3 separate regions of the Mus musculus genome follow, and all the other regions are linked to region 1. Evidence: chromatin loops called from intact Hi-C (ENCODE). Cell type or tissue: heart. All regions are shown on one strand.

Region 1 (2,500 bases):
AACAGCGCCTACCTGCCCATTGTTGTGCTGATAGTTCCTGATACTGCCCTTGTAGGGATGGCGCATATGTCCTGCTAGAGAAGGACAATTAGTCAGGATCAGTCTATAACTAGGTATTTGTTTCATTCCTGACCAACAGCCAAATTTGGTCTCAGATCAGCCTGAAATGTCCCTAATGGTGCATCAGAGAGCCTTCCTGCGGGGTCCTGGTACAGCCCACCAGCAGGTCAGCCAGACGACACAGGGCTGGACTCTCTTTCCCAAGCTAATTCATCTACACCGGTAGCACTTTAAAAATCAACTCAGAGACCGGTCTTGCAGCAGATGCTTTTTCCGCCTGCAGAAGATGAATGTGAAGAACCACAGCTCCCTTGTTCTCTCAGGGTCGGGGCCAGCTCAGCCCACAGACTGCAGGCAGCCAGGGGCTCTACAAAAGCCTTCTGTTCGCCTGGCCTCCTTTTCCTTCCCACCCATTCTCCTCCTCCAACATCACACCCGGTTCTCCCAACTCCCCACCCCAGCCTGAGTCGCAGCAGAAATTTTTCCTCTGCTAGCTAGTGATTCCGGCTAATTAGGTGGCTGCTTTCATTTACTTCAGCAGTTGGAAGAGGGGCTAAAATAGCATTGCCCCTATTCGTGTTGGAAAAATAAATCATGCCCATTGTTACTCAAGATCTTCCTCTCCCCCTCCTTCTCCCGCTCCTTCTCCCCCCCTCCCCCCCCCCCCCGCCCCCCAATCAAGCAAATTAGCAGCTTGGTTCGTTTTCCTGGCATTCACTCCAGGGCAGCCAGCAGCACCCCGGAATGTGGCTTGAAGGTGTGTGGTCAGTACAATTGTTTGGAGCTGTTTGTGCCAACAATGGGAGGAAATGCCTGTCTTCCAGAGGACACCGAGTGGCACTTGTCTTCCTTAGCTTAAGGAGGTCTTACCAGCTGCTGCCAAGCCTGGCTTCTCAGGAAGAGATACACCGCCATCTATTGGTCACGGAGGTTAACGGCAATGCCTTTCTCTCCCATATTTGCTCGAGGCCACTAAAGGACAGACAACAAAGCTTCTAGTAAGTTCTAAAAATAAGCTGATTCTTTGTACCTCGGAGTAAGACGGCGTTTTCCTCTAAGGTTGCAACTCTAAGTGCAGTGCAGCGCGTGACTAATACTTCCGCTGTGGGGCGCTTTCCGTGATGCTGGTTTCCAGGTCTCAGGATGGTTGGCTGGCATTGTCTGAAAGAGCTTGAGGCTCACCACTTCTCCATCCGACCTCAACTATCTTGGGTATCAGCACTTCTGGGTAATGGTTCTTACGCTGTAAACCTTCATATCATCCTTCTCCCACCCAAAACAAGCCCAGTTTCTAAGACTGCAAGATGGGGAGGGGCATTCAAAAGCTTCCTGCATTCAGAGACACTTGTCTGTGCACTGAGGATCAAATGCCAAGTCTTTTTGCATCCTGGATCCTGAAACAAGCAACTCCCCTATTCCTGACAACAAATGCTTCGGCTGCCTTTTATTTCATTCTGTTCTACATACATGAAGGACATGATTGCCTCCCTGGTTTCCAGTTTTAAAAAAATCCTGATTTGATTAGCGTTTGTGTAGAGATGGACGATCATATACAACCAGTCCATCGCAATATGTTGGGTTTGGTTTGTGACTCTCAATCAGGGTGACTGGCATGACATCCAAGAGTCTTTGTTATCATATTGGAACATTTTGGATTGACACAACTTGACAAGGTGTTGAGCGTTCTACAGCATTCAGGAGAGACCCACCACTAACACACACAGCAGAGAGTTATCCAGCCCAAACTGTCAATAGCACAGATGCACTAGGAGTCTGGTTTAGAAAAGGGGGAGGGGGAGGGAGGGGGAGGGAGAGGGAGAGGGAGAGGGAGAGGGAGAGGGAGAGGGAGAGGGAGAGAGAGAGAGAGAGAGAGAGAGAGAGAGAGAGAGAGAGAGAGAGATCGCCCTCTGGTAATGGGGTTATGATAACATTGATTGTTCTCAAATGAGCCACACCGCAGAGACAGAGGATAATTCTCCTTCTCCCAAGTCAGTATTTACTGCCTTTTTTTCTTCTTTAGCTCTTCCATTTTAAACATAATTTAGCTGTCTTTTTCCCCCCTTCTGCTGCTGGGAAGAGAAAGGGTTGGAGGGGGAGGGGAAGGCAAAAAGAAAAGGAGGATTAGAGGCTTGACCTGTTTCTCGGGAAGAGATGCCACATCCCTCTCTCAGATGTGCTTCGTGACCAGGCAGGGTACAATTAAAAGCACAATAATTTGCTTGTTATTCAAGTCAGGCATTAGTCCGGGTAATGGCGTGCTTGGTGGAGAGATGGATTTCCTTGTTAGGCAATAAGCGCAGGATTAACTGAATTCTCCATGGAGAAATCTTGATTTGTTCAAGGTCTTTCATGTTTTCTACAGAGAAGGGATTATGTCTTCTTAAAGAGGGGCCTTGCTTAAAAAGCTACAAAGTATAAGAAAAGGATTTAGGGCAGAGGG
Region 2 (2,500 bases), 160 kb after region 1:
CTAAGTTTAGCATTGAGTAGCTAAATTTCTAGCACTCACATAGCAGTTCACAACTGTTTCCAAGGGATCTGGTCACTCTTCTGGCCTTGCTGGGTACTAGACACACATGTGATACATGTCCTCAAAACATTCATATACATAAAATATATTTTTAAATGTTATATACCTAAGGAAAACAAAGATATAAAATATCTAAGTGTGTGTCAACAAAACCTCTCAACAAACTGCTTTAAAGTATTTCCTCAATGGAAAACTTTTACACTCAGACTGGATGTTTGAATATGCTTTGATCATATCAAACTCCTTTTCTCTTTAAAGACTGATCTAATGTAAATGAAGAAAATATCTAATTTAAAAATGCTTAAAAAAAAAAAACTTCTATGTGTGCATGTGGGGATGGATTTCTGAGAAGAGGGCGCTGGGTCCCCTGGACCTGGGGTCACAGGTGGTTGTGAGCCACGTGACAAGAGCAGGAGGAACTGAACTCAGTCCTCTGTGAAACCACCACCTGCTCTCAGCTGCTGAGGCCCTTTCCAGAGCCAGCCGTGACTAACAGTGCCTAGAACTAAAACAAAATGTTCATTACGTTTCATGGCATGCTGGCTGTGTGCGTGAGGCGCATGTGTGCCACAGTGCATACATGGAGGCCAGACCGCAGCTTCTCTTCCACCATGGGATATGGAGATCCTGGTGATGGAGTCCAGGTTATGAGGCTTGGCAGTGGGCACCTTCAACTCATGAGCCGTCTCACCAGCACATAAAATCCATTTATGGAAAGACCTTGCAAACTCCTGTGTTTATGATTCACATACTGATTTAACGCACCACAGCTTGAGAAAGGAGCCTATAGTGAGTCTTTCCCCTGCAAGCCAGTGAGCTTCCTGGACTCACTTATATGGCACAAATGAGGGGCTAATAAAGGGGGCATGGGTGACGCCAAAACAGTGTCATCGCTGCATGGTCCCACCCAATCATGGACAATCGCTTGACATCTCCATTTCTGACTGGCTCTCCACAGCACAGCCAAGTGCAATGACATGAAACAGCTTCTCCCCCTAGTGGAGGGAGTCAGACAATGTCAGATTTGTATCAAGTGTCTCCTCTCAACACTCTTCTTTTCATAGGGGCCTACTATGTAGCTCAGTCTGGACTCAAACTTTCCATCCTCCTGCCTCAGTCTTCTGGTTTAGAGGTATGTACCAAATGAACCTCTGTCTTAACAGCTTTCTGACACATGTCTAGGATTTGACACTGCTTCCAGTAACAAACCCAATGTACTGGATGGTTTTATGTCAACTTGACACAAGCTGGAGTCAGAAGAAGGAGCCTCAATTGAGGAGATGCCTCCATAAGATCCAGCTGTAAGGCATTTTCTCAATTAATGATCAATGTGGGAGTGTCCAGCCCATCATAGGTAGTGTCATCCCTGGGCTGGTAGTCCTGGGTTCTATAAGAAAGTAGGCTGAGCAAGTCATGTAAAGCAAGCCAGTAAGCAGCACCCCTCCATGGCTTCTGCATCAACTGCTGCCTCCAGGTTTCTGCCCTGCCTGAGTTCCTTTGGTGGTGAACAGCAATATGGAAATGTAAGCTGACTAAAACCTTTCCTCCCAACTTACTATTTGGTCATAGTGTTTTGTGGCAACAACGGAAACCAAACTAAGCCAGCCTATCACTCTGAAACGTCACATCTACTACGATTCATTTCCCCATGGAAACTGTGGGATGTGTGAAGAAGAGAAACATCTTTTATGAAGCATTTATTCTGCCACTTCCTATGCCTAGCACAAAGAAAGCAGGCAGTAAAGAATGAAGGGAGAAGCCCTGGCCGCGTAAGACGTGTCTACGAAGATGGTTTTCTTCAAAGGAACAAGTGGAGAAGCTTGCCCTCATTTTCTATTCTCCATTTCTTTGCTTAATAGTAGTTAAATTTTGGTTTTTGATTTTTTTTTTCCCCTCTAAAAACTGAAAATTCTCTAAGGGCAAAGTCTTGACCCATTAACCAGCAAATTCTGTAACTCTGGGTCCTGATTTCCTTATCGACTGAATCCACACAGTGACTAAGTGAATGAGCACATATACAAACTCACAAGAGTGCATGAACTCACAACTGCTCAGTGCAAAATGAATGAACATGTGAATTCAACTACATAGACAGGCTGATGATCAAACAGTCTGTTCCCACATGCACACTCAGCACTCTAGGGCAGCCACGGCCTGAGGCTGGCTTTTTGCCACAGAATACTGATATGCCAGAATATGCACAGAATGAAGTCCTCAGAGGATACTCACATAATGACCACCTAAGACTACAACTCACCACCTCAGAGCCTCAGGAAGCAATTCCTGGCGTGTCCCATTTCCAATTGCACAGAGGAGCACAAGTTAGGCTCCCTCCAAGCTGCAGGCTACCCCAGCACTAATTCTAAGTGATGGTTTCCCATGTTGTACTGAATCAGTTACACTTCTTCCCGCTCACCTTCATTTGCTTACGTGAGGGTCC
Region 3 (2,500 bases), 770 kb before region 1:
GACCCAATATATAGCACGTCTCAAATCAGGCCAATCATCTGCAGACATGTTGAAATGCAGATTCCAATTTAGAAGGGGGAAAGGCACTCCAGCTGGCCTTGGGAAAACACTATGAAAAGTTAGATCTCGAGAATATAAAAATGAAAACAAGTTGGGTACGCAAGGGCCCGAGCCACACAATCATTCAGCTGACAGAGCCTCATGGTCAATTCCTACTTATATATTTTTTTTGTTGCTACCTCAAATAAATTCTCTCTCCCCTTGGCTTGTAGGGTGATGCATGGAGAGCTACCAAGTTGCCAGGCACAGTCCCCACCCGGTCTTGGGTGCTTGTTGCCCATTCATCCTCTCTGAGATGACTGTTTCACTCAGTCATGAGGCTAATTTGACAATGACATCACCTACAGTTGAATCATTATTCTTCTTTTCAGAAAACTAGGTTTTCTTGGAAAAACAAAGCAAAACAAACAAACAAAAAACCTAGATCTTTTTCCAGGTTTGCAAATTTTTGTCTCCGCAGAAATCCTGTTTTTTTTTTTGTTGTTGTTGTTGTTTTTTTAATGTGTTTGTTTTTGTTGTTCTGTTCTGTGTGTGTGTATGTGTGTGGTGTGCTATCATAAGATTAATATGGTTATTTTTTAAAACCAAAAAATAATATGGTAATCCTTTAAAACTCTGACCTGTATGTAAATTGAGCATGGATTGCTCAGTTAAAGTCACTGGCATGTTCTATAAGGAAATGACAATGCTAAAGCCACCAATATATTGCTTATTTGCTTTAAAAGAGATAGGCTATGCAAACAGATAAGTCTACAAATTAAAAAATATATATTGCATATAATTGTTAAAAGGTACTATTTCTAGGCATAATTGCATATTTTAAATCCAGAGATGAGGTAGGTGTTTCTTGAAATCCAGAGCAACAACCGGGCCCTTTTTAGTGGTTTAAACACACATAATTAGCAGTTTAATTTCCTCTGTGGCTGAGTTAGCCGTAAGATTTCATTTAATAACAAGCACAATTTTATAGCCCCAAGTAAGTGCCAGAGCCAGCGTCAGCTCAGCACTGCCCTCTGCTGGTCCTCAGCTGTCTCATGCCACCCTGCTCAGGGCAAAAGCATCTAACTTGAAAATTGTAACTGGGCTGTCTGAAAATTAATTGTGAGAGAAATGGAGAAATATAATTCATTTCAAACTCCCCTAATGAGGCTTTTGTTTTTAGCAGAACAAGCCCCAAAAGTCAGAAAGTATAACCCTAGATATCTTTCCTCTGGTCTCTCATACAGTCATTATCATATTAGCCTTGAAGCAGGTGTGTCTTTCTCATTACTCAGCACAATTACAGATGATGTCCAATATTTCTATACATGAGATGTCCCCAAACAACTAGTTTTCAAAACAGCAGTTTGTTACCCCTTAAGTAACCCGAATAAGCATGGTTTCATCTTATGTTTGGCCTTACATCTTACATTTTGCATCCAACTTGGCCTTATTTCTTGGTCTCTTTACTCAATTATTTTTAACACAGTAATGAAATTTCCTCTATACCCAGACTGCAGTCACTCTTTGTTAGCGCCAACTAGGGCTGACTACAGAAATAAAGACATGTCCTGAAGACTCCGGCTAACAAGCTGACAAACGTCAAAGCTGCTGTGTTCTCCCAGCCTTCTCTTTTCATCAGAAGGGGGAGGACTGACCATTATCTCAACCCTTCATTCAACATTCCAAAAGGGAAATATGCTGTCATCATATTGAGGCAAATAGCTGTCTGCATTGGGAGTCAGAAGAATTCACTAGGGCTTATTAAAGCAAATCCTCCCATTGGAAATGCAAGTACAATGAAAGCCCAAGCAGCTGCCTTATGTATGCACTGAGTTCTCTTGGCAGTGTCCTCTCTGTGTCCTGTCTTCTACCTCCCATAGGCCTCGAGGCTGTGAATCGGGAGAGATTACCATCAAAGCTTTTAAAATAGAAATTTATCAAATTTTGACTTGGGTTAAAACTGGGATTCAAATGTCTGCTCTGTAGAGCTGACGCTCAAATACATTTCTTCTACTTCCTAACTCTTATGTGATCTTAGGTGATAATATGACTCATGTAGCACTTCATGAGGTTTAAATTAGATACCATATGAAAGTGCACGGAGCTGTGCAACTTAGTGCAGCTTCTGAACTGGAGGCAGAGCCAGACTCAGGAGAGGCGTGATACAGCAGGAGAAAAGGGGAAGGGAACTATTGCTAAGAGCTTTACTCTTCAGTCCCATCATTACCAATGGCCCTGGGAAAGACACTTTAATTTCTTTAAACTTCAGTTCTTTCACTCTGAAAGGCTATTGCTAGTTCCTGCTCACAGCATTATGGGAACTGTAGAGAAAAGGGATCAGCAGAGAGCTTTGCATATCAAATGTGCCAATAAACAGCACATGGGGAAATAGAGCTGATATGGTAACCCATTTGAAGTTCTGGTTTTATCATCTTGACTGCTTTATGTCCTTGCACAA

The links. A loop is a pair of places that touch in the nucleus more often than their neighbours do. Peaks named below come from ENCODE experiments on the same cell type or tissue, not always from the same donor. Only the 100,000 strongest peaks of a DNase experiment are listed, where the experiment ranks them.
Region 2: it touches region 1 in a loop (2.9-fold over the local background); 5 of 42 quality-filtered maps call a loop at or near these places.
Region 3: a loop joins it to region 1, with 3 times the contacts of the local background. A loop is called at or near these places in 6 of 42 quality-filtered maps.

Annotation. Positions count from the first base shown.
Region 1 is chr19:15,801,072-15,803,571 of GRCm38, forward strand. No RefSeq gene overlaps it. Among named protein-coding and RNA genes, the nearest start is that of Gm24319, 120 kb to the left of the region's middle. In heart, a CTCF peak has its summit at 981 (motif pointing left); DNase peaks (open chromatin) are centred at 380 and 880; H3K4me3 peaks cover 1,218 bases; H3K27ac peaks cover 366 bases; H3K27me3 peaks cover 1,097 bases.
Region 2 is chr19:15,964,250-15,966,749 of GRCm38, forward strand. The region is part of intron 11 of Cep78 (centrosomal protein 78); the gene reads right to left. Among named protein-coding and RNA genes, the nearest start is that of Cep78, 19 kb to the right of the region's middle. In heart, a CTCF peak has its summit at 1,058 (motif pointing left); no DNase peak of the experiment used is centred here.
Region 3 is chr19:15,034,694-15,037,193 of GRCm38, forward strand. No RefSeq gene overlaps it. Among named protein-coding and RNA genes, the nearest start is that of Gm46645, 300 kb to the right of the region's middle. In heart, a CTCF peak has its summit at 1,079 (motif pointing left); no DNase peak of the experiment used is centred here; H3K27me3 peaks cover 212 bases.